Regions from separate parts of the Homo sapiens genome. Here region 1 is linked to region 2. A link is an interaction called in ENCODE POLR2A ChIA-PET data of the cell type or tissue named here. Cell type or tissue: IMR-90. All regions are shown on one strand. Links, peaks and the distances in the headings refer to the core of each region. The heading gives the core; the rest is flanking DNA. Region 1 overlaps EHBP1 (EH domain binding protein 1). Region 2 overlaps EHBP1 (EH domain binding protein 1).

Region 1 (4,405 bases), core at 102-4,101, 190 kb before region 2:
TTGACTACTCTTATTCTCCTGGTAAGTGTACAGTGATTGCTAAAGAAAAGAGAGATTGTGAAAAATATGTTCCTTATAAATACATAATTAAAATCTCATAACATATTATCAACGAACATATTTTTATAACATTTATGCAGATAATCTTAAATTTATGTTGTTATTTATGCCCTAAACAAGTATGTAATATGCCATTTTCTAACTCATAGACTCTAATAGTCTATATAGATCCTGTTTTAATGTTAATGAATTTATAGACACAAATAGCTAGCATCAAGGCTACATGGAAAAGCAGAACACTTTAAGCATTTAATACAGCTAAAGGGGCAGATTAGAGATCAATAACAAAATCACCTGGTAAAAAGGAAAAAGGTGTTGCATTAAAAGGCTTTTTGCTTTACATGTGAAACAATACTGAGAAACCTGTATTTTAGCACTTGTACTCAACAGGCACTCCAAACTATGCAATGATGAGAACAGAAACCCATCCTTTCTAATAATCTTGTGACAAAAGCTAAAAGACATCATCCTATTAACTAGTGATCTCAACTGCTAATGCGGAGTACTTCCTGGTGCCTTTTATGTAGAATGCTGCTATTAAAAAACCACTAAACATTCACTGTGAACAACACAGAATCATTCATCTTTTATCAGCATCTCTTGTTAGAAGAGTATGAGTGGGGCTGAAGGTGTCATTGATATTATGGAGTGGAAATTAATCAGAAATTTTTCTCATATTTTCCTCATCTCACTAATTTACTTTTGTTCAAATTTCCTCCTGTTAAAAAGTTCATACCCAACCCCCTGTTGTACTCTTTTAAGTTGAGAATATTCAACGAGTGCGTCCACTGAAAAGCACCAGGTCCTAACACAAAAAGCATTCGAAATTCTCATTTAGTTGTCTTTATTTTGCTAGCGCCATGTGGTCCTTGAAGATGTAGAAAACACGGGAAGCCGAGTAAAGATCAGAGCAAGCTCATTAGCATTCTGACAAAATTGGAGTGGTGGAGATGTATAGTTTGCCTAGTTTGTCGTTTTGAAAGCTACCGGTGGTAAGCTTTCTATTTCATTGTGCCTTTGTCTTTTGGGGGGGTTTCAAGCAGCAGGGTATTTGTTAGCCCTAGGTTTGCACAATGCATTGTGGGAAACTTTCCTGCACATTCAGCCCTACATAGTATCATTCCAGTTTGAGTCAAAAAGTTTTTTTCACTCTTTATAGGAAAGGACTGTGTGTGAATCTTAATGCATACCTTTAATATGTTCATCACAGCTCTGACTTTTCCTTTTGCCTGAATCATAAAGTCCAAAGAGAGTCAGAACCTAAAGTAGATTATTTTCAATTGTTTATAAATGCTGCCAGTCATTTCAGAATATAACATTAAAACATTAATTTACTTTCTGCTCTTTGTTATAAACAACTAACAAGTAACACAGGACTGATTCACTTAGTTACAATTTAAAGGCTTATTGCTCACTATGTAAGACCCGATTCTATTTTTGAAACTGTGTAGAGAACAGAAATGGTCTGTGCTTTAGAATCATGTAAATAAATACCTCTTAGAAGACTTAAATAAGTTATTACCCTACTCGTTTGATTTTCTTCATCATCTTCTTCATTTTCTTTTCTTTTTTCCTCTTCTTTTTTTAAACATAAGACTCACTTTGAAGAGCTAAGTAGGCTACATTAATGCTACTATTCAACATGAATGTTTCCAAGTTGCAGTGAAATGGATAAAGGTCTTTGGGGATGAATTTATCTGCTAAATCCTTGTGGTTGCCCTTGTATCTTGAATGATGACCCAAAAGAATGTCAACAGCTCATTTTCCCAGAGAGCTGGAAGGAGTCCCTATGCAAGCCATAATCTGCACATTCTCAAAGAACCATTTCAAACATTATATTTCACAAGCTGTTTTAAGTTATTTTCCTCTCATCTCCAGTATCCTAACAGTACTTTGGACATTAGTGCCTCTGAAATGAGGGCCAAAATTTTACGAGACTTCTACATATGGCACACACATTTTGAGATTTACTTAGTGTACATTTTAGAAACATGGTTAGCTTTTGTTACAATAACATATTTGTGGCATAAATGAAAAAAAAGTCTAAACTGAAGATTAGTATTTTTTATCACTGCAGAAAAAGTGCTTTTTTATTATTAGCTATTATATATTTTGCTTAGAATCAAACCTAATTTATGACAAGTATCTACAGTCTTTCTTAATTTATAATTATTAAAAGCCTAGGGGAAGCTAAAGAGCAGTGAGTGAGATATAGTATATGAATAATCTGGTGAAGGTAGTTTAACAGTAAGAGATTGGATCATTTCTATATGACACAGTAGCATTTGGTTATATCATGTTTTATTTCCTTTGTATGACAGGAAACCACTAGACTAGTATGTCATCATCAAGGCAGGTTTTACAATATTAACTGTTCATATTATATTAGAGCATGAAATTAAAATGATGCAACTTTTATTTCTAATTTAGGTTCTAATTTTCACCCCCTACAGCTTTGGTTAGCCTTTTCTATGTTTAAAAGTTCATTAAAAAAACAACAACGGTAACAACAAAACTACAGACCTACTATGTATTATTTTGTGGCTATGATGTGGCTACTTATATTTTGTTAGAACTTGAAACTTGACTAACAAAGCTTAATATTTAAATGTATCCCAACATTGAGTTGTTCTACTGCTCACTTTAAAGCTAAAGAACAGATGTTACTACAGTCATAATGACTGAATTAGTTCTATACTTTGCAATATGAGTATAGCTGCAAAATTATTTATCTCCTTCACTGAATTCTCCTGCCAAAATTTCTTGAATAAAATCATTTTGACTAGCTATATCAAATTAGAGAGCAGTCAGGAATGTTTAAGTCCAGCTTTAAAACAAATATTTTAAGAATTACTTAGACATATGCAAAATAGGGAATGTCCCTCCTGAAACCATGTTTAAAATATATTTTCTATCTTGAATTTAGACTACATTAGAAACCATTTTTGACTTGTAATACCAAGATTGCTGTAATGTTATTCTGTTAAACAACCACAAAAAGATGTAAAAAGGCTGAACTTCTTAAAGCTGCAAATTAACAATTTTCTAATCTTTAAAGCACATTACACTTGGATTTATAATACTGTCAAAGTCCAAAAAAACTAAGTGGAGTTAAAGTATTATAAGTAAACAAATTCTGTTGTATGGTTAGATAAAGCTACACACACACTAACATTGCTTTTTTATGCTAAACCAAACTTGAAGCTTCTTCACAAGTGTTCACATTATACTGGTGTTTAGGTTCCTATGACTTAAAGGCCAGATGTTTTTCACAAATGACCAACAATTGTAGTTAGAATAAATTAATGATTGATTTTTTTAAGCTTTGATGGAATTAAGCAAACTTCTTTTCTCAACGTGCCCATGTGAATGTTTGCCTGTTAAACTTTTTTTTTTTTTTTTTTTTTTGACAAGTGAGGCCACCCGGCAGAAAACAACTGATGCAAAACCCAGGAGTAATCCCTCTGTTTAGTTCAACACTATGGTTAGCCTTAACACTGCCTCTATTATCCAATGGATTTAGAGAAACTTTCATTTATTTGTTGGCCTCAGTTTTCAATTCTGTTGCCCTCTTTAAGGAAACCTAGATTTATTCCTATGTAAATACATTTGCATACTGGTACAAAGAAATGTTCTAGAATTTGGTTACCTTAGAAAGCTAAATTGGGGTTGTGTACTTAAGTAGTTTGAAGAAATAAGTGAAAAGAATCAAGACATAGGTTAATAATCCTACTAAGGATTTTAAGACATATTGGAATGAACGTATAATGTTCATGGTACAAGACTAATGTAATTATTTCTAACAATATTTTAACAATATATGGACATCTATTTTTAAAAACCCTAAAACCACTGGAACCTAGGAAACTTACTCTATTTTCACAAAGTCAGTGTCAAATTGCTACATTAAAATGTGTTATATTTTCCTAAATAAATGTTTTACAATTGTTTTATTACACATATTTACATTCTATAACATTTAGAGTCTAAATTACAAAAGGTTTACTCCACATGAGTAAGGTAGACTACGATTTTTTTAGTTTACTTAGGAGACTCAAATTAGGGATTCATTTAGCTGTGAACACACTATGGAAAATAATCCAGTATAATTTTTTTAATAGGTTTTAAAAATCTAGATGGTTTCTCCTTGAGACATTTAGGTATTGATTTTTCTTTCTTTATTTCTTTTTAAACAAACTATGTAAGAGTATGGATTAAGAGAAGGGAATGAGGCTGGAATGTGAGTCAGAAAATACCTGCTCTAATTATAGCTTTGAGCCAACCTCTAATTCTGGATTCAGTGTTTTTATCAGTAAACTAAAAGGTCTATACTAGATGATCTCTA
Region 2 (4,405 bases), core at 114-4,113:
AAAGTGAAAAAAGATTTATATTGTACAGTATTGTGAGTCTTTTTACTTTTATATAAGGAAATAAAATTACCATTTTAAAAATTTGTTTCTTATCTTCAACATCATGTTCTTTTTTTTTTTTTTCTTTTTTTTTTTTGAGACAAGAGTTTCACTCTTGTTGCCCAGGCTAGAGCGCATTGGCACGATCTCATTTCACTGCAACATCTGCCTCCTGGGCTCAAGTGATTCCCCTGCCTCAGCCTCCAGAGCAGCTGGGATTACAGGCACCTGCCACCATGCCTGGCTAATTTTTGTATTTTTAGTAGAGATGGGATTTCACCATGTTGGCCAGGCTGGTCTCAAACTCCTGACCTCAGGTGATCTGCCCGCTTCGGCCTCCCAAAGTGCTGGGATTATAGGCATGAGCCACCACGCCCAGCCTCAACATCATGTTCTTAATATTCATCTATGCTGACATGTACATCTGTGGTTCATTAAATTTCATCGCTCCTAATATTCAATTACATGAATTTCTACGATTTATCTATCCATTTTATTGTTGATGGACATATGGGTTGTCGCGGGTTTTTTTTTTTTTGTTTTTTTGAGCTGGAGTCTCGCTCTGTCACCCAGGCTGGAGTGCAATGGCACAATCTCAGCTCACTGCAACCTCCACCTCCTGGGTTCAAGCAATTCTCCTTCCTCAGTCTCCCAAGTAGCTGGGATTACAGGTGTGCACCACCATGCCTAGTTAATTTTTGTATTTTTAGTAAAGACGGGGTTTCACCATGTTGGCCAGGCTGGTCTCAAACTCCCACACCCCCAACCTCAGGTGATCTGCTTGCCTCAGCCTCTCAGTGTTGGGATTACAGGCATGAGCCACTGTGCCCGGCTGCAGGTTTGGAATTATTAACAAAGCTGTTACAAATATTTTTACACCTATATCCTGGTACACATGCACAATAATTTATCTGGGAAATATTTCTAGGATGGGAATAGCCAGGTCATAGGATATGTACATGTACACCTTTATCGGAAAATACCAAATTGTATTCCAAAAAGGCTGTATTAGTTTGTACTTTCTAAGAGTTTCCCATTCTCCCACATTCTTTAGATTTTTTGTTAAACTTTAATCTCTTATGAGGTAAATTAATAGATTTTTCCAAAATTAAAGCAACTCCACATTCCTTGGAGATAGCCAACCAGGTCGTGATGTACTTCTTTATATTAAAATATATTTCTGGCTTTGGAGGTCTAATGTTTTGCATGGGATTTCTGTATATTCATGGAGCATATAGGCCTATGATTTTCCTTTCTTTTATGCTCCCTGGTTACATTAGCCTCATAAAATGAGCTGCGGCATCCTTTCCCATTCTCTGAAAGACTTAAAGACTCCCTAAGTGAGTTTAAATATTTTCTCCCCACCCAGGAATTTATCCATCTCATCTAAGATTTCAAATTTACTAAAGTACAATAATTTAATATATCTTTTTATTACATTGATCTCTGCAAAATATATGGTCTTGTACATTTTTCATTACCAATACTATTTATTTGTGCCTTTTCTCCTTTGTTCCCAAATGATTCTTGCTATAAATTGGTTATTTCATTAGACTTTCCAAATCAACAACTTGTGATTTTGTGATTCTTTCTAGTCAATGTTTTCTATTTCAGTAGTTTCTGCCATCTTTATCATTTCCTTCCTCCCACTTTCCTTGGGTATATTCTGTTCTAACTCCTGAATTTTGAGCAGTTCTTCTTTGCTGATATAAGCAGTTAAGGCTATACAGTCATGCATCCTTTAATGACAGGGATACGTTCTGAGAAATGCATCATTGTGTGAACATCAAAGAGTGTACTTTCACAACTCTAGGTGGTACAGCCTACTACACACCTAAGCTATGTGGTATAGCCTATTGCTCTGAAGCTACAAACCTGTACAGCATGTTACTGTACTGAATACTTTAGGCAATCCTAACACAATGGTAGGTTTTGTGCATCTAAACATACGTAAACTTGGAAAAGGTGCAGTAAAAATACAGGTGCACCATTTAAAAAACTTTTTAAATGGTATGTCTGTATAGGGCACTAACATGAATGGAGCTTGCAGACTGGAAGTTGCTCTGGTTAAGTCAGTGAGTGAGTGGTGAGTAAATGTGAAGGCCTAAGACATTACTGTACACTCACCACTCACTCACTGACTTAACCAGAGCAACTTCCAGCCTGCAAGCTCCACTCATGTTACTGCCCTATACAGGCATACCATTTAAAAAGTTTTTTTAATGGTACACCTGTATTTTTCACAAATGTTCCAGGGGTACTTAAAAAATATTTAACTGCTGTGTATATACTGCTGTCCACTTTTATGACAGGAGCATTTTTATGTAAAATCACTTGTATCACCGAATTATTATATTTTCTATGTGATAAGGAAAGTAGGAGTAGAAATTTTCAAATGTGAGATCATGGAATATTTTACTAAAGTGCACGAATCAAGGAACAAATAAGTGAAAGAGTTGAGGAGCTGCTCATAATCTGGGCAAAATTCCAAGTAACAAACCTTATAATAAACCTCTTTTTTCAATTTACCACCCCTCCCTCTGAACACGCACACACTCTCACACAATTCTGAGCACACTGTATATTTACTTGATACTGTATTTCCTTTCAACTGGATTAATACCCTTTAAACTAATCTTGCTGCTCCTGCCTTTGCCTTGCAATTATTCTGAACACAGAAACTATGATGATCCTGGTAAAGCCAGATGATCTCATTCCTCTACTCAAAAGCCTTCAATTGCCCCACAGCAAAAGCCAAAAAGCCCTTACTGGACCGACAGGCCCTATATCACCAGGCCTTCCTGACTTTGCTCTTTGATCTTATCTACTATGCTATTGTTCCATCTTTTTTTCTGCCCCAATATACTGGCCTCCTTACTTTCTCCAATGCACCAGGTATGCATCTCCCTTAGAGCCTCTGCATTTGCTATTTCCATTACTAGGAATGTTCTTCTCATAGATATTATATGGCTAGCTCGCCCACTTCCTTCAAGTCTTTTACTAAAACTCACTTTCCCAGAGAGGCCTTCTCTGCCCACCTTACCTAAAATTTCAACCACACTCCCAATACACATTTCATATTCCCCTTTACTTTTTCTCCTTAACTTACATGAGCAAATATGCAAATACTGTTTACTTGCTCACCACTGTATCCTAGCCCTAGAGCCATAGCATATAGCCACTACTCAATAAATACTTCTTAAGTGAATGAAGTGTAATTCTAGGACTTACAACACTTTGAAGTACCTTTACATCATTAGTTTCTTCTGTTCAAGATTTTTTGCACATTCCTTTATAATACCTCTCCTAAACACGAGAAAAAGATGTGAGGTAACAAGAACTGTACAGTCTGTTTCCATTTGCACAGCTGGGCAGAGGTTTCTCCAAGCCAGAACGGGGATAAACAGGTAGAAGGGACCCTGGGTGTGTGGAGAAATGGAGCAAAATAGGTATTCCTTCATTTGGTTTATGTGGGGGGAAAAGGGAATGAAGGCAGTGAGCCACTTCAGTAATACCTTGGAAAGCTATTCCAAAAGCACTGTGGGCAAATCAGATGCCAGAAACATTATAGAATTAGGAGAGTCAGGAGACAATAGAGCCACGTCTTAAACTAGCTAAATCCATGACAACTCCATACACAGATTATCCCCTAACTGAAGCCACAGTCTTCTTTACAGGCTCCTCTTCCTCTTTCTGACATTTAACCTCCTCTTATTTTAGAACTGTCTCTTGTAAACAGCATATATCCAAAAACAATTTTAATCCAGTCTGATAATCACTGGCTTTTCCTGGAGAGTTTAGACTAACAGTTCTCAAGGGTTTTTGTCTTAAGACCCTTTATACACTTTATTTGAGAACTCCAAAGAGCTTCTGTTTATGTGGGTTGTATCTATCAATATTTACTCTATTAAAAGCTAACAATCTAGAAAACATTTCATTCATTTAAAAATAACAAGTTCATATATTAACATGTTTTATGAAGAATAAATATACTTTCTATAGAAAATAATTTAATAAGAAGAGTGTCTCTATTTTACATTTTTGTAAATCTCTTCAATGTCTTTATCTCTCTCTAAAGTCTCTTTAAAGTCTGGTTTGACAGACAGCTCTAGTCCTATATTCAATCTGTGTAATACAGACTGTTTTGGTTGAAGTATATGAAGAAAAAAATCAAGTATCACACAGATATGTAGCTGGAAAAGTATGGGAGTATTTTAATTATTCTTTTCAGATAATTTCAAGTCTTCGTATTTGATTTTATACCGAAACTCAACAAGTAGTAGTTTCTTAAAGGCTAATGGTAATATAGAGGCTGAAACTTTATCAATGAACTTCTTAAACTGTTACATTAAAATCCATTGCTCTA

What was found. ChIA-PET counts read pairs that join two places held together with the same protein. Peaks named below come from ENCODE experiments on the same cell type or tissue, not always from the same donor. Only the 100,000 strongest peaks of a DNase experiment are listed, where the experiment ranks them.
Region 1: POLR2A ChIA-PET joins it to region 2 with 5 read pairs; 1 of 35 experiments calls an interaction of 5 or more read pairs at or near these places.

What each region holds. Positions count from the first base shown.
Region 1 is chr2:63,010,206-63,014,610 of GRCh38, reverse strand. The region is part of intron 19 of EHBP1 (EH domain binding protein 1); the gene reads right to left. Among named protein-coding and RNA genes, the nearest start is that of EHBP1-AS1, 36 kb to the left of the region's middle. In IMR-90, for the core only: no CTCF peak of the experiment used is centred there; a DNase peak (open chromatin) is centred at 1,810.
Region 2 is chr2:62,815,944-62,820,348 of GRCh38, reverse strand. The region is part of intron 5 of EHBP1 (EH domain binding protein 1); the gene reads right to left. Among named protein-coding and RNA genes, the nearest start is that of EHBP1, 110 kb to the right of the region's middle. In IMR-90, for the core only: no CTCF peak of the experiment used is centred there; a DNase peak (open chromatin) is centred at 2,148.